Linked DNA regions of Homo sapiens: region 2 is linked to region 1. The links are chromatin loops, found by intact Hi-C in ENCODE. Cell type or tissue: Caco-2. All regions are shown on one strand. Each heading gives the region's core, and the rest is flanking DNA. Links, peaks and the distances in the headings are about the cores only. Region 1 overlaps UFL1-AS1 (UFL1 antisense RNA 1). Region 2 overlaps UFL1-AS1 (UFL1 antisense RNA 1).

What was found. Peaks named below come from ENCODE experiments on the same cell type or tissue, not always from the same donor. Only the 100,000 strongest peaks of a DNase experiment are listed, where the experiment ranks them.
Region 2: a loop joins it to region 1, with 1.8 times the contacts of the local background. A loop is called at or near these places in 1 of 110 quality-filtered maps.

What each region holds. Positions count from the first base shown.
Region 1 is chr6:96,295,013-96,311,399 of GRCh38, forward strand. All of the region lies in intron 2 of UFL1-AS1 (UFL1 antisense RNA 1), which reads right to left. Among named protein-coding and RNA genes, the nearest start is that of UFL1-AS1, 220 kb to the right of the region's middle. RefSeq lists an enhancer at 10,168-10,217. In Caco-2, for the core only: no CTCF peak of the experiment used is centred there; a DNase peak (open chromatin) is centred at 6,149.
Region 2 is chr6:96,460,626-96,477,012 of GRCh38, forward strand. All of the region lies in intron 1 of UFL1-AS1 (UFL1 antisense RNA 1), which reads right to left. Among named protein-coding and RNA genes, the nearest start is that of UFL1-AS1, 53 kb to the right of the region's middle. RefSeq lists an enhancer at 5,596-5,645. In Caco-2, for the core only: a CTCF peak has its summit at 8,499 (motif pointing left); no DNase peak of the experiment used is centred there.

The sequences.
Region 1 (16,387 bases), core at 3,033-11,032:
AAGGCATTCTATAAAATTCAGCATTTCTTTATGATACAAACACTCAACAAACTAGGCATAGAAGGCACTTACCTCAAAATAATAAAATCTACATATGGCAAACCCACAGCCTACGTTATACTGAGTAGGGAAAAGTTGAAAGCATTTCCTCTGAGAACCGGAACGAGACAAAGATGCCCACTTTCACCACTTCTATTCAGCATAGTACTGAAAGTCTTAGGTAAAGCAAGAAAGTACATTTAAATTGAAAAAGGGGGAGTCAAAAATTAGCACTGTTCACCAGTGATATGATTATGTACCTGGTAAACCCTAAAGACTCATCCAAAAGACTCCTAGATTTGATAAACAAATTTAGTAAAGTCTCAGGTTACAGAATTAATATACACAAATCAGTACCACTGCTAAACACCAACAATGACAAAGATGAGAATCAAATTAAGAACTCAATCCCTTTTACAACAGCTGCAAAAGAATAAAATACCCTTTTACAAGGAGATGAAAAATCTATACAAGAAGAACTACAAAACACTGCTAAAATAAATCATAGCTGACACAAACAAATGGAAACACATCCCACATTCAGGGATTGGAAGAATCAATATTGTGAAAATGACCATATTGCCCAAAGCAATCCACAGATTTAATGCCATTCCTTTCAAAATACCAGTATCATATTTCACAGAATTAGAGAAAACAATTATAAAATTCATATAGAACCAAAAAAAAAACACCCAAATAGCCAAAGCAACCCTACACAAAAGGAACAAATTCAGAGGCATCACATTGCTGGACTTCAAATTATACTACAAGGCTATAGTTACCAAAGCAGCATGGTAATGGTATGAAAGTAGACACACCGATCAATGGAACAAAATAGGGAACTCAGAAATAAATCCAAATACTTATAACCAACTGATCCCCAACAAAGCAAACAAAAAAAGTGGGGACAGTACACTTTATTTAATAAATTGTGCTGGGAAAATTGGCTAGCCACATGTAGAAGAATGAAACTGGATCCTTGTCTCTCACCTTACATAAAGATAAACTCAAGATGGATCAAAGACTTAAATCTGTGACCTGAAACCATACAAACCCTAGAAGATAACCTAGAAAAAAAATCTTCTGGACATTGGCATAGGCAAATAATTAATGATTAAGACCTCCAAAAGCAAATGCAACAATAACAAAAATAAATAAATAGGACCTAATAAAACTAAAAAATTCTGTACAAGCAAAACAAATAATCTCAGAGTAAACAGACAAAGCACAGTAAGGAGAAAAAAATTTGCAAACTATGAATCCAACAAAGGACGAATATCCAGAATGTACAAGTAACTCAAACAAATCAGCAAGAAAAAAAATCCCATCAAAAAGTGGGCAAAGGACATGAAGAGACATGTCTCAAAAAAAGATACACAAATGTCCAACAAACATATGAAAAATGCTCAACATCACTAATCATTAGGGAAATGCAAATTAAAATGACAATGCAATACCACCTTACTCCTTCAGGACTGGCCATTGTTAAAAAGTCAAAAAACAATAGACATTGGCATGGTGTGGTGAAAAGGGAACACTTATACACTGCTGGTGGGAATGTAAGTTAGTACAACCTCCATGGAAAACCGTATAGAGATTTCTTAAAGAACTAAAAGTAAATCTACTATCCAATGCAACAATCCCACTGTTGGGTATCTACCCAAAGGAAAAGGCATTACACCAAAAAGGCATCTGCACATGTATGTTTACTGCAGCACAATTCATAGTAGCAAACATATAGAACCAACCTAAATGACCATTGACCAAAGAGTGGTTAAAGACAATGTGGTATATATACACCATGGAATACTACTCAGCCATTAAAAAAGAATGAAATAGTGTATTTTGCAGCAACTTGGATGGATGGAGCTGGAGGCCATTATTCTAAGTGAAGTAACCCAGGAATGGAAAGCTAATACCATATGTTCTCACTTACAAGTGGGAGCTAACCTGTGGAAACACGAAGGCATACAGAGTGATATAATGGGCTATGGAGACTCAGAAGAGGGAGACTGTGAGGGGCAGTGAGGGATAAAACACTACATAGTGGGCATAATGTACATTATTTTGGTGACAGGTACACTAAAATCTCAGACTTCACCACTAAACAATTCATCCGTGTATGCAAAAACCACTTGTACCCCAAAAGCTATTGAAATAAAAACATACTATTTAAAAATTTCAGGTGGAAAACAATTTCCTCTAAATTTTGAAAATATCAATCCATTGTCTTTTGGCTCAGTCTTACTGTACAGATAATATTGAAATTGCCAGTATGCTAGTGGAGAAATGACAATACATTTTAATTTGCATTTTAAAATGAACTACATTGTCTATATATTGGCTGTCCCCTATGGTCAGCCTCTCTTTTTCCTTGCACCAGACTAAAGATAGCACTCAAAATTTATTTGCAGGTCCCCTTTAAAGAGAACCATTTTAAAAACCATAATGTTCAACATAGAATTCATTTGATATTTTCTAGGGGAAACATAGGTGGAAGTTTGTATTGCCCAGCATTTGGTATTTAAATTAATTACTCATTATACATTCTAAATCTCCCCCTTTTTTGAATTGGTTGATTTTCTTTTTCATTTTAGAAACTAAGGTTCAATTATATATAATAAAATTTTTCCTTTTAGTGTACAGTTCTGTGAGTTTTATTAACATACACAGTTGTGTAACCAGAATAGTCCCATCAGTCCCAAAAACTTCTCCATGCTTCTTTGTGGTCAACCTCTCCTCTAATCCCTACACTCTGACAACCACTGATCTGTTTTCTGTCTTTGTTGTTTTGCCTGCATAATATTGTCAAATAAATGGAATCATAGAGTTAAAAAATAACAGGAGAGTGATAGAGTTTCATTGTGATAATGGTAGCAATATTTTCCAGAATGCAATATTGACCTTGTGAAAGTAAAATAAAAACTTGGGACCCCAATTCACTATGCCAAAATAAAAATATTAAGGTGAAAGCTGAGTCATGAAAGAAGCTGCCTTTCCTTTTGTTCCTAAGCAGATAGCTATAGATAAAAGGTTAAATATTTCCACAAGTTAAATAGCTATAGATAAAAGTTAAATATTTCCAGATCTTATGTAAAATATGAGACAAATACATAATTGACTGTTCCCTACCTGCTCTTTTTCTCTTGCAATATGTGAATTACCATATCCTCCCTGTTCCCTCTCCACTTTTCCTCTAACTTTTTTTTTTTTTTTTTTTTTTTTTTGAGACAGAGTCTGTCTGTGTCATCCAGGCTGGAGTACAGTGGCATGATCTCGGCTCACCACCACCTCTGCCTCCCCGGTTCAAGTGATTCTCATGTCTCAGTCTCCAGAGTAGCTGAGATTACAGTGGTCCGCATTTGACAGCGTAAAGGTGGTGAATTTTCCCAGGATTCAGTGGAGACTTAGAAGTTAGGATGACATTGAATAAATCCTGCTAAAAACCACTCCAGAGGTGTAGTTCCTAAAAGTGTGGTTTGGGCTTCTTTGGAGCACACATTATCAGCATCAGGGAATGCTACTGTGTAGGTCTCTGTGGTATATCCCCAAAGGTTTATAAAGTGACCCACAGGGGAAATTTTTAAAATGTGGTTTCTGCCATAACAGATGGCGTCTATGATCAGATTTCAAGAGAACCAGTCAGGTAAGGCTGTCCTTTCCTCCTAAATACTTTTTCCGATGTCCCAGACCCAGAAGAAATAGGAGCAGCGGAGGTGAGGATCAGGCTATGAAGCAGGGAAAGATAGCACAGAATGCATTGCCTTCTCTATGGGGTTTACAGTATTACAGTTCAGGATTAAACTAGAGAAGGAAGCAAAATATTAAGTAAGACACTGGAGTTTTTATTTAGCTGTGAATTGGATTTATACATAGGTACGTATATTTCCTTTCAGACCCATTGAAAAACATATTAAATAATTTTAAATAGTTTAATTTCAAAATTACAGAAAAGTTGCAAGTACAAGTCATTTTTTTCCTAAATTATTTGAAAGTAAAGTGTTAATGCAATGTCATCACCTTTTAATACTTCAGCATGCTATTTTTAGAAACAAGGACTTTTTATACATAACTATAAGGCAGCCATCAAAATCAGAAAACTAATACTGACACATTGCTAGCATCAAATCCTCACATTCCACTTAATTTTTGCAGTTGTCCTCATAACATCCTTTATAGCAAAAAGATTTAATCCAGGAATGCAAATTGCATTTAGCTGTCATGTTTCTCTAATTCCCTTCAATCTGGAAGAGTTTCTTAGTCTACCTTGACTCCCACATCCTAATTCTTTTGAAAATTATAGGTCAGTTGTTCTATAGATTGCCTGACAATTTGGATTTGTCTCATGCTTCCTGGTGATATGATTCAAGTTCTGTATCTTTGGCAAGAATATCATGGAAGACACACTATGTTTTTCTCAGTCTGCCTAAGGTGGTGTTACCAGCGATGAATCTATATGGGTCTGCAGCAACCTCAATACTTGCCTCCTCAGAAGAAAGAATTCAACTGAATGGCATAAGGCATAAGGAGAGACAGAGGCAAGTGTTAGAGCAGAAGTGAAAGATTAATGAAAACTTTAGAGCAGGAATGAAAGGAAGTAAAATACACCTGGAAGAGGACCAAGTGGGTAACTTGAGAGATCAAGTGCATGGCTTGACTTTTTGACTTGGGGTTTTATATGCTGGCATGCTTCCAGGTCTTGTGCTCCTTCTTCCTTGATTCTTTCCTTGTGGAGTGGACTGTCTGCATGCACAGTGGCCTGCCAGCACTTGGAAGGGGCCGCAAGCACAGTGTGTTTACTGGAGTTGTACACATGCTCACTTGAGGTGTCTTTCCTTACCAGTCAAATGTCCCTAGAAGGTCATATACCAGTTAAACTCTGCCATTTCGCCTCTTAATCACATGTTTGAGCCCACTTGCCCGGATCATGAGATCTTATTGGGAAACTGCTGATCACCACTTTCAGGTTTTTTCTATCTATTGGGAGATTTCCTTTCCCTGGTGCAGGCTGCGACCAATTATTATTTTACAGAAACAGTGTAACAACTGCCTGCCCATCACCTGATGGCTGCCTAACATTCCTGGTGGCAGAGGGTAGGGGAGCCCTCTCCAGCTCTGCTCATGTCTGACTAGCTACCTACTGTAACTGTGGCACACGATTTCATTTTGTCCCGTTACTGTGATGTTATCTTTGGTTATATGATTAAGGTCACAATGGATTTTCTAGTAGCTAAAAAATGAAATTATTTCAACACCTGAAAGTGACTGAAAAAATTAGGCCCACTGTGCCATCAAAGGAGTGAGCAAAAAAATCCCACGTGGTCTGTTTATAATAAAGGCAACAGGAAAAATAGAATGAAGCCATCTATTTGCACTCTGTAGACTCAAATAAAATTAAATCAAGGCAAATCAAAACAAATCAGGCCCCAAATAGGGATATTTGCTTTGATTTTCATTTTATAGTTTTATAAGTATTAAAGATTTATATTGCTTAATGATTGTACTTATCTAAATAATATTAGTAACATTATAATACAAATAATACAGTTGGATGCAGTGGCTCACACTTGTAATCCTAGCACTTTGGGAGGCTGAGGCAGGTGGATCACTTGAGGCCAGGAGTTCAAGGCTAGCCTGGGCAACATGGCAAAACTCCATCTCTAATAAAAATATAAACATTAGCCAGACATGGTGGCAGGCATCTGTAATCCCAGCTACTCGGGTGGCTGAGGCAGGAGAATTGCTTGAACCCGGGAAGCAGAGGTTGCAGTGAGCAGAGATCACACACCACCGCACTCCAGCCTGAGTGACAGAACGAGACTGTGTCTCAAATAATAATAATAAATACTGAAATCTGTGAGAGCATGGTTTTAAAGGTCTAACCTAACCTGAATTTGGTAGGGGAGAAAAACTATTTAAATCTGTTCATTTTGAGACAGAGTAGGAAGAGGACTTGGTTGCAACTCATCCCCACTGGAGCATTCTTTCATGCATTCCCGCTGATCACAAAACTCACACCACTACCTCACTAATGCCATAATGTTTAACCATGCCTTTTACTCAAAGAATTCCAGGAAGTGGCCTCAAGAGACAACCAAGGTTGCAGAGTGTCCCACTTCAGGCAGGAATGCTGAACAATTGATTTATAGCCTTTTTGCCCACAGACTAGACCATCAGGTGGCCCATTACTCAAGATAACCATCACAACCAAATAATTCTGACCCACATACCTCACCCCTCACGTGCTTTGACCAGCTCAATGTGCACACCCTACCCCTGATGTCAATTCCCACGCTTTGGAAAAAAAAAAAAAAAAAAACCCTACCTCCAGCTCTTTTTAGGGACTCAGTCAAGGAATTCTCTGTCTCTCTCTCTCTCTCTCTCTCTCACACTGCCTCCCTTATGTCTGGGCGTAAACTCCAATTAAGTCTTATTTGGAAAACTCTTTTGGCCTGTGTCAATTTCTGTTGAATGGAGAGCCCAAGAACCTGTGGTCAGTAACAATGTCACTTAAAACAATTTTGAGTTTTGAAAGGTGGAGGGACTACCGGTTTTTAGTGGCAGATCCAGAAAACAAACCACATCTCATAGCTCACAGCCTTATTCTCATTTACCCAAATGGCAGTCTGCCAGTTATGCCAAATCCTCTTTTTTCTCTACCTTCTGAAGTTGGGGCAGCTAGTAACAATAATCATATTTTAATAACAACACCATGTATCAACTGCGTTTTATGTGTCAGGAATTAGCCTAAGTATTGAATATGTATCATTTCATTACCTTCTCACGACAAGTCAATGAAGTAAGTCCTATAGGTATCCTAAATTAAAATAAAAGGAATCTGAGGCCTGAAAAAGGAAAGGAATTTCCTTCACAGCCACATGATTTCCAAGTGGTGACGTCATTACAGGAGCAGACAGTCTGATGTGAGAGCCATTGTTCTTGACCATCTTGGCACATTGCCCCTCTGCCTGCCCTCTGGGATTCTGCTTTGATAGTTTTTACTATTATCTGTGTGGGTGGTTGTTTTGTTTTGTTTTGTTTTTTCCCACATCTCTTTCTAACCAGAGCACAAACTCCACAAGGAAAAGAATTGTCTTTTTCATTTCTTTCACTTATTTAACATAATATTGGACACAAGGAAGAAGTAACTATTAAAATCGAATTAATTAACTCAGTTAATTAAATGAAAGAAAGGACAAAAGAATGCTAAATGCAGAAATCAAGGTGTTAGAAATATGAAAATCTGACCACAATAAAAAAAAAAGGTTTTAATCTGTGAATGAGTAAGTCTAAAGCGCATAGATCATTACAAATGAAGGCAAAAGTTTTTAAGTCTTCTGCAGGAGATTGATTAGGACCTGAATCTGAAGACAGAAATGTTAAACTCCATAAAATAGATACAGAAACAATTGCACTAAGAAAGAGATAATATGAAGTATGAGATGGTGAAATGACAAGAAGATTTAGAATTAATTATAATGATTGTTTTTCAATTGCTCAGAATCAAGTTGGAGGAGGACTGAATAGCTCCAAAGACATCTAGCCATGATCGAATTAAGTATGGAGCTATTAGTGTGGTGGGGAAGACAAATATAAGTAAAAAGCCTATTGTTTTAATAGCATGAATTTGACAATACAATGAGTCAAAATATGCAATCATATCAGTTGGCAGTTTTGCGAACTGACCTAATTGGTTGGCTGACTAAATTGACTAGGAAAGTTTTCGGACAAACATATGTGCAAACAAATATAGCCTGAATCAACCAATCAAAAAGCTAGTGTTTATTTAATACATCTATGAACTGGCACATCTATTAAGTAAATTAACATACATTTGGGGAATTTGTGGCTTTCACCAGGTGTTTGGCTATTGGCAATAGGTAATTATATCACTAATAAACATTCTGTATGGTTATTGCTTTATTTACTCACCAATATAAAAATGCAGCAAGGATGAAAGAATAATTATTGCATTCTAGTAAAACTCTGACTCAAAAGCATATTTTAAAAGGCCCAGTTTAAAAGCCTACTGGCAAACAATGTGGAAATGTGTTGAATCCTGTTCTAAATAGCACTGCTAAAGTAGCTGAAAGTCGGACATGAGTTATAAAAGTTAGAAGGATGAAAAAGAAACAGAAAGCAGGTCACATAAGCTCAAATGGTCCATTGAAGAGCTTGTCACAGAATGTATGATGTCTGGCTGTAAAAATAAAAACCTTTGACAATCCTGATTAAATCTAAAGACAAAATAAATAACGGGAAAATAGAGCCTGAGTTATTAGAAGACAAAGAGAAGAATCTTTCAAAACAGCAACGGGGCACATTTTCTGCAGTTGAATTGCTGTGCCAGAGGTTTGTAGGTTTGGTTACAGCGAGGAAAATAGCTGCCTATGATCTGACCACCTGGTGAGGCTCAAGCAGCTACAGCGATGCCGATCTGAGGACCTTGTTCCAGTGGCTTTCTAGGTGGAAAGACTAATTAGTGAGGGAAGTCAAGGGTACAGATTTAATGTGAAGCTTGGCCAAGCTCAGTGTCATTTTTTTCTGACATGGAAGAATTTTCACATCTATGAATAAATTTCAACATTCCATCACATCAACGCCAACACTTTCCGTAGAAGTATGATTTGTTTTTCCGTTAAAGATATATCAGAGTGTGTGCTGTTTTTTCTTTGGAAGTACCTGCCTTTGATGACAGGGCTCGTGCCTTTCCTTAAGTCTGATGACAGCCCAGGCATGAGCATGGGCAGGTAGCTCCTATAAATATTTAAGTGATTTCCCCGGTCTTTGAATTATTGCCATTAGATGAAAAGGAAATATTGATGTCTGGAGCTTGCCCAAGAAATCCCTGAAAGACAATGGCTCCTCTAGAGAAGTTTGCCTGGCTCTCACATAGAGCTTCATGTCTTTATTAGTCTGCACTGACTACTCTGTAGTCTGTGAAAACACTGAAAGGAAGGTGAGAGCTACCAATTCTACACTGTCAATTCAGAAGGTATTGGTAAGGCATATAAGGACAATATTTTACTACTCTAAAATTCCAAACCCCTGACTCCACACATTATCCAAGGAGCTATGCCTGGTGGTTCCAGCTCATAGCTGCTGTAAGAGAAAAGTAGCTATTTTTATTTTTATAGCCAGATATCATTTATTTTAGTTTTGATGGAATGGTAAGTAAACCCATTTAGCCAAATGTGCTCGGCATTTTCTTTTCCGATTTCAGTGTCTAGGATAATCAAGCAAACACAATCTATAAGCAGCTAATAATCATCCCAAGAATATTCTTCTTAAATATGCTCAAAATAACAAAATATAAACCCCTTAGTGTGTTTTAAAATGTACATAATTTACATAAATAATTCTGACTGCTCAATGGTTCAGCAATATGCTTTTTGCATTTACTATCATCTCTGAGATCTGCCCACGTTGCTACTTGCTCTTAACCTGGTTGTCCAGTATGCTGACAGCAGGGCACACCAACTTTACTAAAAGATATCTGGGTATTATAATTCCAAACTAAGAAACTTACCTGCACAACAAAGATAGCCAGATGCTGAAATCCTGAAGAAAGAACTGAAGTGATATTTGCCACCTGAAACCTTCCGAACCATCATAGTTATTCCCCGCTGATCAACTGCAGTCTGAGGCTGCGCTTTCGTAATATGAGGCAGAGATGGTTTGATTTGTTTCTCAACTTTAAGAGACCTACCACATTTTTCTTCCCTGACACCTCATTCATCAATATTTAGATGCTGTGCTGGATTGGGCCCTGTCTGGTAACAAAAACTTCCATTCCACACTCAAGCATTGGTCTCTATTTGCTAAGCTCTAGTTCATTCTATATATTGTATAATATTCCATTATATGAATTGTCTAAAATTTATTCCTCTGTTCACTTGTTGACGGATATTTGGGATTGTTTTTATTTTTTTCTTATTACTAGTACAGATTTTACCACATTGAAAACGATTGTTTTGTCATCCTGTGTAGAGTACCAGAAGGGCATCATGGCAAAGTCAGCCACAACACAATCAAAAGAAATGTGTGTCAGTTATTCAGTTAACTACTCAGCTAACAGTAATGTTTTGCTCTGGTAAACAACTACCTCTAACCTCTTCACAGTTTCTCAATATCACATTCACTTTCGTTCTGAATAAATATTGTGAGTCACCTTGTTTACACATCTATATGATTGACCTTTTCAAATGTGTATCTTCAACTTTCTCTTTCAAAGTTTGTTTCCAGTATATACCTTCCCTATCCTGCTGACTACCAAGGACTTCCTGAATTCATGTATGTGCATGTAGGGAGAAGGAAGAAATACCTTGAATTTACTCAGTCATTTTTATATAGCTTCTAATTTTGATGTGCAAAAAAAACGGGTTATGGTCATCACTAGCTCAAGCTATGAGTCACTCTCCTCCCTGGATTTCAATTATTATTTTTTAAAGTGGAATTTTTAATCTGCAGCCTTGTTCCATAATATTACACACCTAAAATTGAATTTTTGGAACTAATATACGCGAATATGCAAATGTAATACATACTGCCACAGTAGTTTTAACAGTTTGTTCTCATTAATACTCTCATCATCAATGAACAATAGTTTTCTTTTCTCCTTGCCAATGCTAGGTATAGTCATAATATTTTTATCAAGCTGATGCAACAGAAAGATATTACACTGTAATTTACTTTGTAAGTTATTATTAATAAATCTAGAGATCTTATACACATATTTATTAGCCATTCAAAGACTTGACTTATATTCTATGGGTTTATTTGTCTTTTTCATATTATTGTATGGAAATTATTTATCTTAGACATTTATCATTTGTTATCTCTGTTACAAAAACCTTCTACTGGTCTATTTCTTGTCTTAATTTTGCTGACGGTCTTTAGAATTTTCTATTTTGATAGAGTTAAATTTATGCATTTTTTCTTCATGATTTGTATTTTATCATGACTTTATTAAAGGGTCAAAAAATATTTTATTTTTATAAATTTAAGATAGATGTGATATATGCAGGAGAGAGAGACAGATGAATAGACAGATAACTTCATTCCAGAAGGATCAAAACAATGGCATCATTTTAAGAATATGAATGTCTCAATAAGCCCTCAGTTATATTAAATATTAATATTTTTTTAATTTTTGTGAATTTGATATTTTTAAAGACTTGATGCTTTAAATTATATTTACATTTATATTAAAATAACTGGCATTTTTTTGTTTGTTTGTTTGAGCCAGAGTCTCTCTCCGTCACCCAGGCTGGAGCGCAGTGGCATGATCTCGGCTCACTGCAACCTCCACCTCCCGGGTTCAAGCCATTCTCCTGCCTCAGTCTCTGAGTAGCTGGGACTACAGGCGCACACCACCACGCCTGGGTAATCTTTGTATTTTTAGTAGAGACAGGGTTTCACCATATTGGCCAGGCTGGTCTCGAACTCCCGACCTTGTGATCCACCCGCCTTGGCATCCCAAAGTGCTAGGATTACAGGTGTGAGCCACCACACCTGGCCTGAAGTCTTTTTAATGACTATCTTGAGTTCTTTTTATGTGAATTCTGTTTATTTTGAGATGCTAATGTTATCCTTATTGTTGTGTAATATATTTTATAGCAACAATAAGACATCTTCTTTTTTAAATGATATATAGGGAGAAATATTTGTTCTTAAGGACTTTGATAATCAGAAACATTTTATGGCCAAGGAGCATATGGAAAGATGCTCAACATCACTAATCATTAGGGAAATGCAAATCAAAACCACAATTAACTATAAACTCACATCTTTTAGGATGACTACTATTAAAAATAAAATAGAAAATAACAAGTGTTAGGAAGAATGTGGAGAAACTGGAAACCCTCTATACTGTTGGTAAGAATGTAAAACAGTACGGCTGCTATAGAAAGCAGTATGACAGTTTCTCAAAAATTAAAAATAGGATTACCATATGATCCAGTAATTTCATTTCTGGTTATATATTCAAAAGAATTGAAAGCAGGGTCATGAAGAGATATTTGTGCATCCATTTGCTCACAGCATTATTCACAATATCCAAGAGGGGGAAGCAACCCAAATGTCCATCAGAGAAGAAATGGTTAAACAAAATATAGTATATGTATACAATGTATTATTCAGCCTTAAAATGGGTTGAAATTCTGACACATACTACAACATGTAAGATTTTTTTTAGTAAGTATAATCATTTCATGTAGTTATATTTGGTTTATTGAGTAAGTTGCACCTGGCAAGGCACAAAAACGAAACTTGATTTTTTCTTGACCATTGCCTTTATGCAATCTTCTGAATATTTTTTCACTGTTCTAAATGAAGTTTTGTATTTTCTTTCTTGTCATACTCACATATTAAGAGTTAAAGTCAAGTCCAAGTCTCTCGTTTCATTTGAAACTTGCTGCTTCACCTAGCTAAGGTCTGACTTAGTTTCTTCTCTTCTTCAGAACCTTTTTCTTTAACTTTTACCACTGGCTCTTCCAGTGATGAGGGAAAGAAGGTAGATGGAGAGAGGTAAAAGCAAGATTTTCCTTAACCAATACCATTGTAACCTCTTATTGATGGCCTTTAGATGTGGTCAGGATTCCTTGTCCTTGGGAAGTAAGCATGCTTAATGTGTTTAGGAAGCTGTATGCATGCCCACCTGAGGCTTTCTTCCCTTTTCTAGCAGTGTGCCCCCAGAAGGTCATATTCTGCCATTTTGTCTCTTCATGCACATATTCAGGAAGTTGCATCTCCCTGGCTTCTGCATTCAATTAACACTTCAGTGCAACTGAATGGCCTCTCCCTCATGCTAGCTGCCAATTTATAACTTTTAGGGAGGCAATGTGATAATTGCCAAACCACCACCTGACATTCCTAGTGGGTAGGGGAATGCCTGCCCCACTCATGCCTGTCTAATTACCTGTAACACTTTGATTGAGTCTTACAAATATCAATATGTAGTGTTTTTACTTCATTCAGTACTTCATAATTTCCTAAGAGTTCCTCTATAATAAAAGAAATATTTATCATAGGTTCCAAATATAAGGGATTTTTTTAAAGCTGTCCTTTTGTTATGAATTTCTCACTGCATTGAATTACGGCCAAAGAACATAGTCATAATGCAACGCCAATTCTTTAGGATTTATTAATGCTTCTGTTGTGGCCTTGTCTATTGTATCTCCCATGAATTGACTAAAAGAATATTTATTGTTGTTGGGTATATATTTCTACATACAGTTAACATGTTTTTTAATGTGTTACCTAAATCTAATATATTAGTAGGTTTGTCTTCTAGATCTCTCAGCTTAAACCACAATTTTTGATATACTTATTTTTCCTGAGCATTGTTGTGTTACATGTTTTAGGGCTGTGTTACTGAAACACCAGAGGTTTGGTCTAGATCTTGGTCCTCACCACACAGAAAGCCAATCACTGAGGCAACAAGCATTGCCAGGGAAGAAGGCTTTTTTGGGTGTTATAGTCCAGAAGATAGGAGATCAGTCTCAAATCGATCTCCTCAACTGATTAAAATTAGGAGTTTATATAATGGGGAAGAAATGTAACTATGTGTGAGAAAACAAGCATTAGGGAATAGTGAGGAAGAGGAGTTGGTGAAAAGGAAGCAGGTGGTTGAATAGGCAATCATGAGGGATGACGGCTCTGGTGTCTTATTGTTCAGATGCAATCACCTGGTAAGTTTCAGTCCCTTGACATTATTTGGGAAGACTGATGGTTGGTGTTCTGAGAAAGGAACTCATATAAGACAAATGTAACATTCTCAAGCTTTGAGACTGGGGGGGCAATTTCTATGTTTATTCAAAAGAAAACATAACTTAATTTCTATGGGACAACTGGGCCCATTTCAGCTGCATTAATATTCTGCAAATTATGTGCATGATCATCATACCTTCTTGAGCTAATATTTCTTTTATCAATAAATTATCTATTTCATTATTCCTACTATACTATTACCTTAATATCTACTTGGTGCATTATCAGAATAATTATCACAGATTTCACCCAGATTTACTTTTCCTCCTTCATATGGTTGTTTAAATGTCACATTTTCAACAAGACCTTTCCAGGTCTCTGGTTTATTTGTTTGTTTTCTGCCCATGAATGCTTATTCATATTAATGTGAACACATTCAGTCATATATGCATGCACATGTGTGTGAGTAGTTACCTAAGTTTGTGTTTGTTCTTGATTTCCTTCAGTAACAATAAGTGGGGCTTCCTTCTGAAGGACTTAGGCTAATTAAAGCATGAAGAGGCAATGGCTTGAATTCAGATAGTTCATTTTGTTCTATAGCCAACCATATATTTTTACTAAGTAGGGATTATATGATCACATTCCCAAATGAGAGAGATTTTTGTTTTCTTGTGTTATGTCTTGGTTTTGATGGGGACATTGCTTTAATTCTCTCTTCCACTAAGCAACAGCAGCCAAGCATTCTGACGTCTTCTCTCCATGACTAGAAAGATTCAGAAGTGAATTGACTCTGGGGACAGTTTAATCTTTCAGGTGTCATAGAAAGTTTCTTGCAGTTTCTACACAGAGTGTGGGTAGTCAGATATATTTCCATTTGAGGGTCCTTGAGGACAAATCACTTATAGTGGATGCTAACTTATTTATAATTATTAGGAAGTCCTTAGAAGGTTAAAAAAAAAACTGAGGCTAAAGTCATTAAATCAATGTGATCTTGAAATCTGTTCTAATCTGAAGACTAGACTGGGGGTGCCTTACGCAAGTTCTTAAAAGTATGAATATTATATAAATAGTAAAAGACAGCTTTCAGCACTGCTCAGACCAAATGATGTCACCTCATCATATATTTGTTGCCTTCTCCTACCATGCTTTTTCCTGTCTCCCTGTGTGCTGGCTAAATTCCCTCTGTGTGGATTTACTCAGATAACTTCCAGGCCTCTGTTTTATCAAATTGCAACACCCTACCCTCCTTACCCCTCTCCCTGCTTTACTTTTCACCATAGCATTTGTCGAGTGTTAACAAAGACTGAATTTAACTACTCATGTAGTTTGTTGTCTCTCTTCCCTGAGTTAAAAGGTCAAAAAAATACACTAAACAGATGTTTCATCTGTTTTGCTGTCTGCTGTATCATCACAGCTGGAAGAGGAGCTCAACACCTAGAAGGCTTTCCATAAATATTTGTTGAATGAACGAACACTTCCATATCCTTCTGTTTTACATGTATGTCTTGTAGACAGTGATTTCAGTTATTTGCATGTTTGTTTTAAGCACCTATTCCCATGTTTCTGTATTCTGCTATGTGTTGAGGGGACTGAAAGCCTGCAAGTGACGTTTCCTAGGATCTCATGCCAACTGGCTTCCTGTCAAGTTCTGCTAATGGGAATCCTAATAGAAATTCATAAGGTGCAGGAGAGCAGAAATACCTCTTACCTGTTTTCAGTTTGTGACAGTCTTCAGGGGCAGCAGCAGCAGTGACAGAGCAACAGAGCTACAGCATAGCCACAGAGGACAGCATTGGTATTTGTTACCAATGTAGTTTATGGGTCTATCCCTGGCCAAAAAGGAAACTCTTTGGTGCACCCTGAATAGGATGTCACAGCAGTTCCATCAATTTATTGGCAGGTATAGAAACCTGGACTTCAGCCCAGAATTGTCAGCAAGTTTCTGTTCTTTGGGTATCACCCTATCTTTTGTTGTTGTTGTTGTTATTGTTGTTTTGCTTCTGCTGATGATCTTCTGCATTTTGCTCATTCAACATCTGTGTGACCAATTACCTTTATTCAATTTCCTTTAAATATCTTGAGTTTTTTCCTTGATGGGAATCTTGACTAATAAAACAACATATCACTAAATCTTATTTTTAATTCAACCTGTGTCTCTATATTTTAACTCACAGTTATTAATATTACTCTTATAATTTAGGTTTTCTTGTGTGTAATTCTTAGTGTTCTATATTACCGTATCTTAATTTTTTTTCATTTTTTCCATTCCTACTTTACATATTAGGAAGGTTACTGTTTTCAGTTGACTGAAAGTTAAAATTTATGCCTTCTGAAATGTATGTGTTTTATAGTTTACTGTCTTGAAAACCAGAATGATTTGAAGTCTATGGCATTCTATGATCGTTACTGGCCAGGGTAGTAATTGTGACACAGTTGCCATTTCCTGAACATGTAGAAATATCAAATATTTGAGCATCAAAACCCACAGAATTGGTGTCAGCAGTTTGAAGAAAATCCTGGAGAAAACATTAAAGAGTAGAGTATTTTTAACCCCTAGAAATGAAATGATATGGGGAAAGAAGTTGACAGAGGTGGTGAACTGGAGAAGTGTAGCAACATCCCTAAACGAAGCCTAAAG
Region 2 (16,387 bases), core at 5,397-13,396, 170 kb after region 1:
TAGTAGTTCAGGTAGTGGTACTAAGCCACCAGAAACACCTTAACTACAGGCAAGGCCAGAGGGTAATCTAGAGGCTTTGACTTTCAGGGAGTTGTTAAGAGAGCTTTGTACCTTGAGGAGAAAAACAGACATGCAACTAACAATGGTGCTGCGTAATGTCTACAACCAGATAAAAAGCAATGGAAGAGCTGGAAACTGAGAGTGGCCAGCACGACAAAAAGTTATACTCCCACTCAGTTCCCGAATCTGAGCCACTTTTTAGATTCAGAACACATTGACTCAAGAAGTGCTCTAGATTATTCAGTCCTACTTTAAAGACACTGAGGTACAGGCAAGATAAATAGCTGTCCCAAGATTACACAGCTAGTGTGTTAAGGAACAAAAGAAAATAAATTTGTAATACAATTACAATAAATAAATAAATTTGTACAATAAAAGTTAATATGTAAAGGAATGAAGAAGATTAATAATCACAAAAATGTACAAAAGAGTACAAGTGATTAATAAGTATATGAAAACATTATTAAAGGAAGGAATGCAAATTAAAATAATGTGCTATCATGTTAAACTTGATTAATAAATATTTAATAATATGCTAAGCTAAAATTCAGGAGTATATAAACTGGTATATCATTTCTGGAGGTCATTTTCACTGTATTTATAAAAACATAAATTTGGGAGGCTGTTTGACCTATAAATTACACACTTAGGAATTTATTCTACATGAATCATCAGACATGTGTGAAACAGTTTATGTACAAGGACAATAACAGCATAAAATATAGCAATGGAAAAATTTTAAAGTAGCCTTTAATGTATAAAAAAGATTATGGAAAAATTAATGTTTAAAAAAGATTAAGGAAAAATATTATGATATATATAAACATACAATAGAATAATACAAAGCCATTAAATAATATTAAGTAATATTTAAGAACATGAAAATTTTCACAAAACATTGTTAGGTATGAAATGGTGAATTAAAAATAATTTTTATATTGGTGTACAAAAATAAGTGAAAATGAAATAAGGATTCATAGAACTGGGGGTGAATGAAGTCAGTTATGGCAATACCGTCATTAACCCAGGAAAGCTAATACTTTAAAGTAAAAACAAAAGAAGTAGAATGTTGAGAGCAATTTTGCTCCCCCAAAAAATGTGTGTGTGTGTGTATAATCATAAACTTTACACCAAAATGGTACTGTTGCTTATCTTTCTATCTTGTAATTATGCATAAAGAACTACTCTTTTTTTTCATTATTTTATCAATGAACATGTAGGAACAAACAAGAAATGGTATTATAAAAAAATTGTTCAAAGAATAATGTTTGATTTAAGTCCCCCATTCCAAAATGCTTCACAAAATCTGCCTGTATGTACCTGACAGTTCCTAGGTGGGCATTCATTAACATTCACACAAATCCTTTAAGCTCACCATTAACTTAGGATGTAATTTAATTTTTTGTTAAGATCTGAAACAATCCCATTGCACAACTATGGGAATGAGTGTACAAGAGTAAAATTGAATAATGGAATCAATAAAACTTATAATAGAATGTATGTGACATATTTAGCTATATACACAATTATTATTTTGCTGCTCAATAAATAAATCTAAATTAAAATTAGGTCACAAAAGTAATTGGTATTTTTTGCATAGCCAAATTAAACCTTGATTTTCCTCTCCTTGTTTTATATTCATCAGCACAGATTTCAAGTTTTCCCCAGTAGTGTTTACTATTTGGTTCTCTTCACCCTCATCATCGGTATAGTCACCCTCACACTGACACTGACACATTAGAAAAACCAGGGCCCATAGTTCCTGTAGCACTGACTCCCACCCCATGCCCTACAGTTGATATAATTTATGTTCATAGCCCATCAGTGCAGGCCCAAGACCACAACCTAAGAAGTCTTTGAGCATCTATCTGGTACCTGTACCACTAAAATGACATGTCTAGGAGCTCTGGACAACAGAGGACTTTAAGGCCCTAGGAACTTTGGAGAATGAGGCCATAGCTTACCTGCCCCAGGGCAGTTCAATAAGTACAGGCAAGTGGGGGGTTGGGTGTGGGAGAAGGTAGAATGAGCAATGGTTCTGCATTTCTAGCACTTGAGAATCCAAGGACGGGGAGATCAGAAAGAGAGACCTACACTAAGGAACACGAAAGACAGCAGTTAGCTCAGGGAACTTACTTTTAATCCAGACTTCTTGGCATTCTAAAAGACTATAATGGTGTTACTCTCCTGGTCAGTCTTAAACCCCAGTTTAACTCAGGGATGAAGCAGAAGCTTGCCAAAAATATTTCTAGCCATTCATGTCTAAAGTTATTTTAGTAAACACAAAGAAAGCTTTTATCCTCCAATGAAAGAAACACAATAACATACTAATACCAGGGAGAGTTTAACCACAGAATAAATAGAAATTGTATATAGATTAATAGAATTCTAGGGTTGGACCTTAGAGATCAATTATAGCAACATTTTCTGATAAACCCATTGAAACCAAGAGAAGCAATCTTATAAAGAGTATAAATATATTGCACAATAATTTACTAAATCCCAAAACACTGAAACCAGAAGTAAGCTGGAAATTTTAAAGAGGTTGCTTTAGGACAAAATAACACATGCAAATATTGTGTACTGATGGGTTAATTAATTGAACCCGTAACCCTGCAAATGTTCTTGAAAAACAAGGCTATAGATAATTATAAAATGACAGACCTCCAGTGGACTATTGGAGAAATTTAGAGAGATCTGAAATTAATATTATGACATAGTCTTAAAGACTTCTGTTCTGAATAGGGGTCAGAAGATGTGGGCTCGCTTCCTGTTTCACTAACCCAAAGTATGGTGCTGGACAAGATAATGGACTTTTTCTGAGCTCCTCCAGTTCCTCATATGTAAGAGAAAGAGCTGAATACATGATCTCTAAAGCCCCAAATTCTACACAATACTGTAGAAGTCACACAGTCTGCAAATTTCTTGAGGGCTACATCCACAGATATTAGACTGTCTACACCTTTGCTCTTATCCACTAAGCATCTCTTATGACTTTCACGTGACCAAAAAACTTCAGATCATTTTTAATACTTTTACTTTTTCTCAAAATTGCCTTGGATCTCATATTGTAGACCCTAAAATAATGTATAATGTAAATTTCTCATACTAACTTAATACATGCTATGGAGTCATAAAATGCTAATAAAAATGATGAAAAGTGTCCCACAAGGAAGATACAACAAAAATACAGTAACCACTTACCCCCTAAATGATGAGATTATAAATTACAGAGATGGCCTGGTTCAGAGTAAAGATTAAAAGCAAAATTTTTTAAAATTCCCTCTCCAATTACAACTGATAAGACAAACTTCTAATAAACACTGACTGTGAGCAAGATTCTGTTTAGTTTACCTAGTCGATTCAAGTCTTCTTCTTCTTCATAAATCACAACTTCTGCTTAACATATAGAATCATACCAGGACTTAGAAGAACGCTTTTATTTACTCCCTTGAACCCCCATGACAAAAGGCTTTGAAAATGGATTTTTGACACTTAACGTTGCCAGATGTTCCACCTTGCTTTCTTTATTCTATTTCTAGTAGTCAAGGAGACTACCCATAAAGCAGCTGGTACAGCACTTATTCACCTAACATTTCTGTTCCAGAAATGATCATGCACAGAATTTAGCCTCTGGCACACAGGTTTAGTTTAGGCCTGAAAGAAAAGAAATTTTTTTCTAAGACTATTGGAAAGAAAAAAGTCTAATTTCATACCATTTCTTCAAAGACTGAGTATTATTCATTAAAATACTCAACCATCTGGAAAAAATAATAATTGCAGTGCTGGAGGCCTTTTTTTAAAAATAACAAATCATTCCAAGTTTAAAGAAAGACAATGAATAGGATTCTCGCTTTCTTGTTAATTTATCCAGCAATATTAGAGTTTCAAGCACATTCGTTTCTATCAAGCATCTGACCTCCCCAAAGCCTGCTGCATTCCCAGACATATATCAAGAAATAGCTCAGATTTTTCAGCTTTCCTCATTTACAGTTTCAGGGCAAGATCTGCCATCGATTTTTGCATATGACTCTGATTGATTCCAGTGGGAGTCCTGCACACAATTGGGCAGTACAAAATGATCCCTAGCCTAGCAGTCTGTGCTCCTCCCATAGAGATATGTTATAGTTTCCAATTCTAAACATTTCTGTTTCCTAAATCCTCTCCTCAGATCTTCAGAATTTTCTCCCTATCTCCTTTAATATATGAAAGCATAAATTCTAAAACTTGGGTAAACCATTTTTATGTATAATCTTAACTTAATATTTCTTTAACACACAGTCATTATGGCCTCAGGTGTCTGGAAGTTTCAAACGCTATTATAAGCTCTGAATTTCCAAAGGAAAAATTATAAGTTATAATAATCTTAGGAATAATGCACAGCATATAGTGAGATTGTTAATGAGAGCAAGTAGTTGTATACTTCTACTCTGTTGCCAACAGAGATAAATATGATTTGTTCTTTTCACAGTTAGGAATTGTGTCATTTAGGAGCCCTTCTGCTTCAAGTAACAAAATATGTGAGTGAAAGTGGCTTAAACATTAATAACACTTTAGTGTCTCACTTACCAAGACTCCTTGGAGAAGAAGTTTCAGAGTTGGTTACTTTAGCTGTTCAGGAGGCTGAGGCAGAAGGATTGCTTGAGCCCAAGAGTTTGAGATCAGGCAGAGAAAAAAAGCAAAGTTTCATCTCAAAAGAAAAAAATAAGTCAGAGCTCTAGGTTGGCTTCCCTGCTACTTTGTTGGTTCCCCCTCGTGGTCACAAAATAGCTGCAGCACCTCCAAGCTCTTGCCACCATGTCACATCTCCCAAGGGGTGAAGGAGGAGTGTAGGCTTTCACTTCATTGTTTATTGCCTAGAGCTAGGGAGTGTGAGTTTAACTCCACCTTTCCTGCTCACATTTCAGTCATACACCTGAACAAAATCAGAATTCAGAGTTTCGTTTGCAATGAAGTGGGAGGAATTGTTTAGAGCCATGAGTCAATAGGGTCTACAGCTGAAATTCCTTGCCTGACAACAACAGAAGCCACATTTATTAGTTATTTTGCATGACTACTTTTGGGTTAGTCACATGTGTAAAGAAAGTTCTTGACAAACATACAGAATATGTGTGTGTGGGAGAATGGTGCCCAGGAACCCAAAATACTTTTTCTCCAATCAAGGACCCCATTTCAAATAAGCTACCCCATCGTCAGAGATGTCAAAGTGACTTGTGGAATACCTCAAGAATACCTAATTATCTTCACTTTATCATTAATCCTAACATGAGTAGATATTTATTTAATTATGTGTCCATTCACATGAATGCTAATGGTACAAATCTTGAAAAATATCTATGCTTTTATTTTCCTATATACTCTACTTAAGAACAAACTCTAAGACCTTGAGCTATAATGCAGGCAGGAATGAAAGCAAAGAATGAAAGGGAAAAAGGCTAGCACATAGAGTGCCAAACAAGGAAGGGAGTGTGCTATACCCAAAAATGATCAGAAGCCAGAGATCAAATAAAAATAATAGTTTCAATGTGGGGCTGGTATTAAAAACAGAAAAATACCCAAAAGCCAGAGGCCAAGACATGGCCACGGATGAAAGTAAGCACCTAAGAGCAAGCAAAAAATGCAGAATCTCTGTGTTAAGACAAGACAGAGTTAAGAGTGAGAAACCACAAATGAAAGATTAAAAAATGTGACAACCACGCAATAGAAAATCTACAGATGAGTCAACAGCCCTTCCAACAGGAAAGAAAATAGCTGCAAGAAACATGTGCACCAGCTTACCCAAATTGTGTAAATAAAACCATATCTGGCACAAGTGGGAACATTGAATTGTATGTTACACTTAAAATAAGTGAATTATATGGTATGTAAATTATACCTCAATAAAATTATCCCATTCCTCCCTCTCACAAACAAGTAATGCAGTTTCTTCATTGGTGCTCTCCCTCTGTCTTGGGTACCTGCCTTTGGATACAGCCATTATGTGAGAAAGCCCAGGACTGATGCTGAGGCTATGTATAGATGTTCCAACCAAAGCTTCTGCTAGACACCTAGCTGACAGGCAGCATCAACTGCCAGACACTTGGGTGAGCAAGCCTCTAGATGATTCCAGCCCCAGCTGAGGATTCAGTCATCATGGAGTAGAAGCAAGGCATCCCTGCATGCCCTGTCTGAATTCCTGACCCATAGAAGCCATGAGAGAAAATAAGTAATTATGGCTTTAAGCCACAAAGTTTTGGAGTAATTTGCTATACCAATAAATAGCTAATACTGACACTAATGAAATCACCATACAAATGATTGCAAAATGACAACTGTGACAAGTCATGAAAGGAAAAAGCATCTGGAACAGTGAGAGTATATAATTGGGAAATAAATTTATTTCCCACAATAAATCCACAAAAATTCACGGAGTCAGTAAAGGCTTATAGTTCCAATATACTGAATGAATGGGTACTAAGTACAGTCAACGAGTAATTGTAAAATGATTTTGTCGGAGAGATGGGAAGGTAGGCATGAGCATAGGTTTGTTAGACAAGCCTCCCAGGTTGGTGACTCTATCACAACCAGCTATGTGACCTTGGAAAGGTAACCTCTCTGAGCCTCAGTTCCTTCTCTGTAAGACAGATGTTTGGGAGGATTGAATGAGATGGTGCATGAGCTTAGTATACAGCTTGATTGAATATTAATTCAATGGTTGTTATTATTATTATGAAGTGCTTGGGTTTCCCCCAATGGCATGGCCCCAAACAATCTCTTCCAGAAAGGTTACTATTTAGCTATGGGTTTTAGAGACATGGAAATAATAAATTTTTTAAAGTCCATTTTATGAACAAATTGTTTAAGTGCAAACATATTCTTCTCACATTTCTAATTTCCGAGCTCCCTAATTAATTGCTCCTAGTCATTAGTAAAAAATAATCATAGAATCAAGTTGCAATTTCTGCTAAACAGTTAAAGTGTGAGGTTTTCATTTATTTGTTACATGTAATTTATGAAATTTGATAGTAAATATCATTTCAGATGATGCCTTCATTGTTAGGGATGCAGTTTTGCTATGTCTTTTTTTTGCAAAACTATTTATCAGCTGATAGCTTTTTCTATATGGTATTTGCTATTTTAGAGAACAGGTCAGGAGTCAAAAATAATCTAAAATACAGGAATGGAAGAAGTAAGTTTACTTTTTTTCTTTCATTAAAGTTATTGCATATTTGTGGTCTGAGAAGCTCATCAGTAAGCCAGCAGGGTAATAAGCAGTTTCCAACAAACATAGCCTGCTGCAGATAGCCAGAGAAGACACTATGAATCAGATTCATCTGATATTGGCATCTGTTGTAATTCACTGAATGACTTGAGAGGGGATCAAAAAGGAAGTCTAACCTCTAGTACAGAACAAGCATGCATTTGGAGCTCTGTATTTTCACTGTATCATTTTGCTGCTTCAAGAATGTTGGCAAAGAATTGTCATCTAAGGACATTTGTAAAGTAAAGAGCATCTTTCTAAGATTTAGGGTAAAGTCTTATCTGTACCTTACCTGTCTTTCTGTGCTTCGTGCCTTGCATGATTCCTAGATCATAAGAGGCACTCGATTAATGTGTGCTGAGCTGAATTGAAGTGTCAGGTCAGAAAGTAGACTCAAAGTCTTCAGAAGAATTCTTTGTAAAACCTTGAACATAAAGATGTTTCTCTCCTAAGCCCAAGAAAGCCACACTATAGCTGCTGCTGTACTTTGCTCTCTCAATCTAGGCCTTTTCCCTGGCTTGGACTCTACAGTATAGCACGGTAGATAAGAAAAAAATCTGTGGAGTAAGCCTGGCTGAGTTTAAATCCCAGTGCTGCCACTTGCCAGCTGTGTTACCTTGGGCAGTCTCTGAGCCTCAGTATTTCATTTGCAAAATGAAGAATAGCAGTGGCTACTTGTTAAGATTATCGTGAAGAATAAATCCGTAAGTTCATGTAAAGTCAGTAGACTGTAGCTGGCATATAATAAGCAGTCAATAAATGTTTCTTGTAATGACAGGCAGCCAATCTTGTATTGTTCTGGGCATGCAGCCCAGGGCCATGTCCCTGTTTAGGAAGCCACACAGACCACTGCAGCAGAGAATTCTCTTTGAACTCACACACTCTGAGAAAAATGACTGGAGGAGGTTTTCTTTCCCCCAGCACTCTAGAGAGTATGGTGTATGGAGACTCACACTGTCAATCCTTGGAAACCCCAGCTGTGAACAAAAACACAAACTTCTTTTATTTGTGGGCAGTCAGTTGGTTTCCTGTCAATTTCATTTTAATTAATGACAAATGTGTCCTGAAAATTCAACCAGTCCTTGATTTTTCTCAGCAAATTAGGCATTCTTGCCACACTTCCCCAAAACATCACTAGCCACATTCAGAAACACCTCGTTTTTGGTATACTTTAAAATACGTATTTTAAAGACTTGAAATGCTGCCACCTAGAGACTACAAATTCATAAAGATAACTACAACAGTGATCATGAAAGACCACTAAAATAGAACTTGGATAGGCATTCTAAATGTCACTGTAAAATTTTGTAATATAAATGGATTATGTACCTATTTTGTATAAAACAAATACTATCAAGCAAAAAAAGTAAAAATAATTCAGAGCAGAAATAAATAATTCTCATTATAATTAATATTTCTAAACGAAATGTCCATCACAGGCAATATACTATTGTTGTTTTAATGTGGAATCATCCCTCCCTCAGAGCAGAATGGAAATTTATGGTGTTGAGAACATCTTATCTTCTGGCTCACAGTCCACACCCAGGTGGTGAGGTTCCACCTGCTGAACCCTGATAAACCATACACATCTTCAAGAGAACAGAGACCAGATGGTGCATGCAAAACCTAGAGCCTAATCTACAGGCTTTCTGTGTCTCTATACTATATGAATCTCTTCCTGTCCGTACACCTTTGGGTAAACCATATTTTTATGTCCAGGGATTAAAACTACATGGTGAAGGATGAGGCATAAATAGCTAGTTATTTGGCTACTATTTGAAATTTTATAAAAATTGGAAGAAGAATTGAAGACAATTGTTATTTCCATTACACAAGAAAGAATATTTTGCTAACACTATCCATTATTCACAAGGAAGAAAAATCCAACCATGAATATATTGAAGTTTTCTACACTTTCCATTACTATATGACCACTGCATCCTTTCCAGACTTCAAATCTCTCTTGCTGAATTGCAGCCTTTGAAAATCGTTACTACCTTTGATTCTTTTTAAGCAATTTTTGTTTTTGAATGTTTACACCCACCAGCCTGTCTCTTTAGTCTGGTCTAATTTTCATTCAGCTACTGACAAAAGGGCAAAGTCGTTTCACAGCCACCTACAATTGTCCAGTCTGTAATGGAATGGAATAAGATAATCATGAAGATATTAGAGATAATTTAGCTCATTTGATAGAAAATGTTACATTTAGGAAAAAAATATATTAAAAATTCTACCCCTGGTGGCTACAGTCCAACAAATACTTGGAAACCTGCAAGTCTGTGGAGAATAAGTCACCTTGCCTTTCATTACACAGTGGACCAAGTAGCAACCCAGTTTCCCAATTATCTTCAAGAAGTGTCAACAATAGAAGATCTGATATTCTGTTTTTAAAAAGAAAAGTGTCATGATCACTATAATCCATTTATTTAGTGGATGGACTCTCATACAGTACATAATGGGCTTGAGATATAAACTTGGATCTCAATGTTGAAAGCCGGGTAGGATTTGATTAAATCTATCTAAATGCAACCATAATACAATTGTAGATTTCAATTAGGAAGAAACATGACCACACCAAAAAGATAATATTGCATTACATTTGTTCTGGAAGGCTGGATCAAGGATAAGAAAACTGGAAGTAATGAAAAGTTCCCTTTAATTTTTTTTTCTCTGTATCTTATCATGGTTTTGCTCTGCTACTGTCAAATTCGAGAGTAGTTGATTCTTTTAAGGAGAATATAAATCAGATTCTCATTTTTTCTGCAAACTCCATACTGAATTGAATTTTTAAAATTATTTTATAATGCCTTTTGTTAGTAATTCTTTTGAATGCTTTTTATTGATATTCTACTTCAAATGGGTAAAGAAAATGTGTGAGTAAAGGATTCATAAACCATGTGAAACTGAAATAAAGGGAAAAATAAGAAAGCACAGCAAATAATTTCTGAGATAGAAACCCGGTCTCCCCTCAACACACACACATACACATATACATACACATACACATACACATACACATACATACACATACACACACACATACACATACACATACACATACATACACATACACACACACACACACACACACGTGAAAACAAGAAGAAATAGAGTCATGTCAAAGTAAAACATCTCTGAACCATTGAAAGAGACAAATGTCAGCATGCAAATAATTTCATATACCTACATCATATGTTGAAGTCAGAAGATTCCATTTCACGGAAATTAAAATTTGCCTCGTGTGAAACCTCCAAACAGAGAGAGGACAGAGGATAGAATAGAACCTATTCTATCCACTCCACGCTCCTTAAAGTTGAGTCCAAAGTAATGATTCTAGAATTTATCTGTGGTGAGAATCCTCTGGTCAAGGATTTGTTCAGATTCTAACAAGTGGGAGACTTTTTGTAAAGGAATTTTCCCTCATTGGTTTTAGTGCTTCCTCTAAAGTTATGATCTATATAAGAGCAGGAAAATAATACAAGAGCTATGCCTTAAAAAATGCTGAATTTTGTTCTGTATACAGAATTACTTTGTAGCATTCAATGACTCATTCATTTAACAGTCAGTAATTTAACCGTAAATAACATACCTAAATTGTACTGGGTTTGCAATATTAGATAATCTCTTTATTCATCAAAATCATAATAGTTATAATAGGTAAGAACATGTGTGATACAAAACAATACATAAATGCTAAAAGTGAAAGAAATCAGAATTCAATGGATTCCTAGTATTTTCATTCATAATAGTACAATAAACGGTACCCCATCTAAGTATGACCAGTTTTTCCCCTGAAATGATCTAAAATGTAGCATCATTTTGTCATCAAATTGCAAAGTCCAGTTTCATACTGCATCTAGGAACACCTTTGATACATACGGCTTTCTCAATATACCAAGATGACATAAGCCAGGCAGAATAGAATTAATAGGAAATTTTGTTGACTATCGTGCCCACTAACATCATAGGAGCAGATTATACACAATCAAAAAAAAGCTCAAAGGAATAAAGTTTTCTCTAAAGTTTTTTTCATATTAAAATATCTCCTCCAATTCCTTTTCAATTCAGGCCTCAAACCAATCCCCAGCATTTTATTAAAAAAAAATAAGCTGTTATCAAGAAATCTAGAAGAAAGGTGCTTTTGATACTTGTTTTTTGTTTGTTTTATTATACTTTAAGTTCTGGGATACATGTGCAGAACATGCAGGTTTGTTATATATGTATACACATGCCATGGTGGTTTGCTGCACCCATCAACTCATCATCTACATTAGGTATTTCTCCTAATGCTATCCCTCCCCAATCCCCCTTCCCCTGGATAGGCCCCCTAGTATGATGTTCCCCTCCCTGTGTCCATGTGTTCTCATTGTTCAACTCCCACTCATGAGTGAGAACATGTGGTGTTTGGTTTTCTGTTCCTGTGTTAGTTTGCTGAGAATGATGGTTTCCAGCTTCATCCATGTCCCTGCAAAGGACATGAACTCAACCTTTTTTAAGGCTGCTTAGTATTCTATGGTGTGTATGTGCCACATTTTCTTTATCCAGTCTATCAATGATGGGCATTTGGCTTGGTGCCAAGTCGTTGCTATTGTAAACAGTGCTGCAATAAACATATGTGTGTATGTGTCTTTATAGTAGAATGATTTATAATCCTTTGGGTATATACCCAGGAATGGGATTGCTGGGTCAAATGGTATTTCTGGATCTAGATCCTTGAGGAATCGCCACACTGTCTTCAACAATGGTTGAACTAATTTACACTCCCACCAACAGTGTAAAAGTGGTCCTATTTCTCCACATCCTCTCCAGCACCTGTTGTTTCCTGACTTTTTAATGATCGCCATTCTAACTGGCGTGAGATGGTATCTCATTGTGGTTTTGGTTTGCATTTCTTTAATGACCAGTGATGATGAGCATTTTTTCATATATTTGTTGGCTGCATAAATGTCTTCTTTGGAGAAGTGTCTATTAATGTCCTTTGCTCATTTTTTGATGGGGTTGTTTTTTTTTTCTTGTAAATTTATTTAAGTTTCTTGTAGATTCTGGATATTAGCCCTTTGTCAGATGGATAGATTGCAAAAATTTTCTCCCATTTTATAGGTTGCCTGTTGACTCTGATGATAGTTTCTTTTGCTGTGCAGAAGCTCTTTAGTTTAATTAGATCCCATTTGTCAATTTTGGCTTTTGTTGCCGTTGCTTTTGGTGTTTTAGTCATGAAGTCTTTGCCCATGCCTATGTCTTCAGTGGTATTGCCTAGGTTTTCTTCTAGGGTTTTTATGGTTTTAAGTCTTACCTTTAAGTCTTTAATCCATCTTGAGTTAATTTTTGTAGAAGATGTAAGGAGCAGGTCTAGTTTCAGTTTTGTGCATATGGCTAGCCAGTTTTCCCAACACCATTTATTAAATAGGTAATCCTTTCCCTATTGCTTATTTTTGTCAGGCTTGTCAAAGATCAGATGGTTGTAGATGTGTGGTGTTATTTCTGAGGCCTCTGTTCTGTTCCATTGGTCTATATATCTGTTTGGGTACCAGTACCATGCTATTTTGGTTACTGTAGCCTTGTAGTATAGCTCAAAGTCAGGTAGCATGATGCCTCCATTTTTGTTCTTTTTGCTTAGGATTGTCTTGGCTGTATAGGCTTTTTTTGGTTCCATAAGAAACTTAATTTTTTTCTAATTCTGCAAAGAAAGTCAGTGGTAGCTTGATGGGGATAGCATTGAATCTATAAATAACTTTGGGCAGTATGGCCATTTTCGTGATATTGATACTTCCTATCCATGACCATGAAATGCTTTTCCATTTGTTTGTATCCTCTCTTATTTCCTTGAGCAGTGGTTTGTAGTTCTCATTGAAGAGGTCCTTCACATCACTTGTAAGTTGTATTCCTAGGTATTTTATTCTCTTTCTAGCAATCGTGAATGGGAGTTCACTCATGGTTTGGTTCTCTGTTTGTCTATTATTGGTGCATAGGAATGCTTGCGATTTTCAAACATTGATTTTATATCCTGAGACTTTGCTGAAGTTGCTTATCGGCTTAAGAAGACTTTGGGCTGAGACGATGGGGTTTTCTAAATATACAATCATGTTATCTGTGAACAGAGACAATTTGACTTCTTTTCTTCCTATTTGGATACACTGTATTTCTTTCTCTTGCCTAATTGCCCTGGGCAGAACTTCCAATACTATGTTGAATAGGAGTGGTGAGAGAGGGCATCCTTGTCTTGTGCCAGTTTTCAAAAGGAATGCTTCCAGTTTTTGCCCATTCAGTATGATATTGGCTGTGGGTTTGTCATAAATAGCTCTTATTATTTTGAGATACATTCCATCAACACCTAGTTTATTGAGAGTTTTTAGCATGAAGGGGTGTTGAATTTTGTTAAAGGCCTTTTCTGCATCTATTGAGATAATCATGTGGTTTTGTCATTGGTTCTGCTTATGTGATGGATTATGTTTATTGATTTGTGTATGTTGAAACAGCTTTGCATTCCAGGGATGAAGCTGACTTGATTGTGGTGGATAAGTTTTTTGAGGTGCTGCTGGATTCAGTTTGCCAGTATTTTATTGAGGATTTTCGCATCGATGTTTATCAAGGATATTGGCCTGAAATTTTCTTTTTTTGGTGTGTCTCTGCCAGGTTTTGTTATCAGAATGATGCTGGCTTCATAAAATGAGTTAGGGATGAGTCCCTCTTTTTGTATTGTTTGGAATAGTTTCAGAAGCAATGGCACCAGCTCCTCTTTGTACCTCTGGTAGAATTCAGCTGTGAATCTGTCTGGTCCTGGGTGTGTGTGTGTGTGTGTTTGGTTAGTAGGCTATTAATTACTGCCTCAATTTAAGAAATTGTTATTGGTCTATTCAGGGATTCAACTTCTTCCTGGTTTAGTCTTGGGAGGGCGTATGTGTCTAGGAATTTATCTATTTCTTCTAGATTTTCTAGTTTATTTGCCTAGAGGTGTTTATAGTATTCTCTGATGGTAGTTTATATTTCTGTGGGATCAGTGGTGATATCCCCTTTATCATTTTTTCTTGTGTCTATTTGATTCTTCTCTTTTCTTCTTTATTAGTCTGGCTAGTGGTCTATGTTGTTAATCTTCTTAAAAAACCAGCTCCTGGATTCACTGATTTTTTGAAGGGTTTTTCATGTCTCTATCTCCTTCAGCTCTGCTCTGATCTTAATTATTTCTTGTCTTCTGCTAGCTTTTGAACTTGTTTGCTCTTGCTTCTCTAGTTCTTTTAATTGTGATATTAGGGTGTCGATTTTAGATCATTCCCACTTTCTCCTGCAGGCATTTAGTGCTGTAAATTTTCCTCTAAACACTGCTTTAGCTGTGTCCCAGAGATTCTGGTACGTTGTGTCTTTGTTCTCATTGGTTTCAAAGAACATCTTTATTTCTGCCTTCATTTTGTTATGTACCCAGTAGTCATTCAGGAGCAGGTTGTTCAGTTTCCCTGTAGTTGTGTGATTTTGAGTGAGTTTTTTAATCCTGAGTGCTAATTTGATTGCACTGTGGTCTAAGAGACTTTGCTTTGATTTGTTTTTTTTTTTTTTTTTTTTTTTTTTTTTTTTTGCATTTGCTGAGGAGTGTTTTACTTCCAATTATGAGGTCAATTTTAGAATAAGTGCAATGTAATGCTGAGAAGAATGTATATTCTGTTGATTTGGGGTGGAGGGTTCTGTAGATGTCTATTAGGTCTGCTTGGTCTAGAGCTGAGTTTAAGTCCTGAATATCTTTTTAAATTTTCTGTCCCATTGATCTGTCTAATATTGACAATGGGGTGTTAAACTCTCCCACTATTATTGTGTGGGAGTCTAAGTTTCTTTGAAGGTCTTTAAGAACTTGCTTTATGAATCTGGATGCTCCTCTATGGGGTGCATATATATTTAAGATAGCTAGCTCTTCTTGTGGTGTTGATCTCTTTACCATTATGTAATGCCCTTCTTTGTCTTTTTTGGTATTTGTTTTTTTGAAGTCTGTTTTACCAGAGACTAGGATTGCAACCCCTGCTTCTTTTTGCTTTCCATTTGCTTGGGAAATATTACTCCATCCCTTTATTTTGAGCTTATGTGTGTCTTTGCATGTGAGATGGGTCTCCTAAATACAGCACACAGATGGGTCTTGACTCTGTATCCAATTTGCCAGTCTGTGTTTTTTAATTGGGGCATTTAGCCCATTTACATTTAAGGTTAATATAGTTGCATAGGAATTTGATCCTGTCATTACGATGCTAGCTGGTTATTTTGCCCATTAGTTGATAACAGTTTCTTCATAGTGTCAATGGTCTTTACAATTTTGTATGTTTTTGCAGCGGCTGGTACCCATTGTTCCTTTCCATATTTAGTGCTTCCTTCAGGAGCTCATGTAAGGCAGGCCTAGTGTTGACAAAATCTCTCAGCATTTACGTGTCTGTAAGGATTTTATTTCTCTTTCACTTATGAAGCTTAGTTTGGCTAGATATGAAATTCTGGGTTGAAAATTCTCTTCATTAAGAATGTTGAACATTGGCCCCCACTCTTCTTCTGGCTTGTAGGGTTTCTGCAGAGAGATCCACTGTTAGTTTGATGGGCTTCCATTTGTGGGTAACCTGACCTTTCTCTCTGGTTGCCCTTAACATTTTTTCCTTGATTTCAATCTTGGTGAATCTGAAGATTATGTGCCTTGGGGTTGCTCTTCTCGAGGAGTATCTTTGTGGTGTTCTCTGTATTTCCTGAATTTGAACGTTGGCCTGCCTTGCTAGGTTGGGGAAGTTCTCCTGGATAATATCCTGAAGAGTATTCTCCAACTTAGTTCCATTCTCCCCATCACTTTCAGGTACACCTATCAAATGTAGATTTGGTCTTTTCACATAGTCCCATATTTCTTGGAGGCTTTGTTCATTCCTTTTCATTCTTTTTTCTCTAATCTTGGCTTCATGCTTTATATCATTAAGTTGATCTTCAATATCTCATATCCTTTCTTCCACTTGATCAATTCAGCTATTGATACTTGTGTATGCTTCACGAAGTTCTCGTGCTGTTTTTCAGCTCCATCAAGTCATTTATATTCTTCTGTAAACTGGTTATTCTAGCTAGCAATTTGTCTAACCTTTT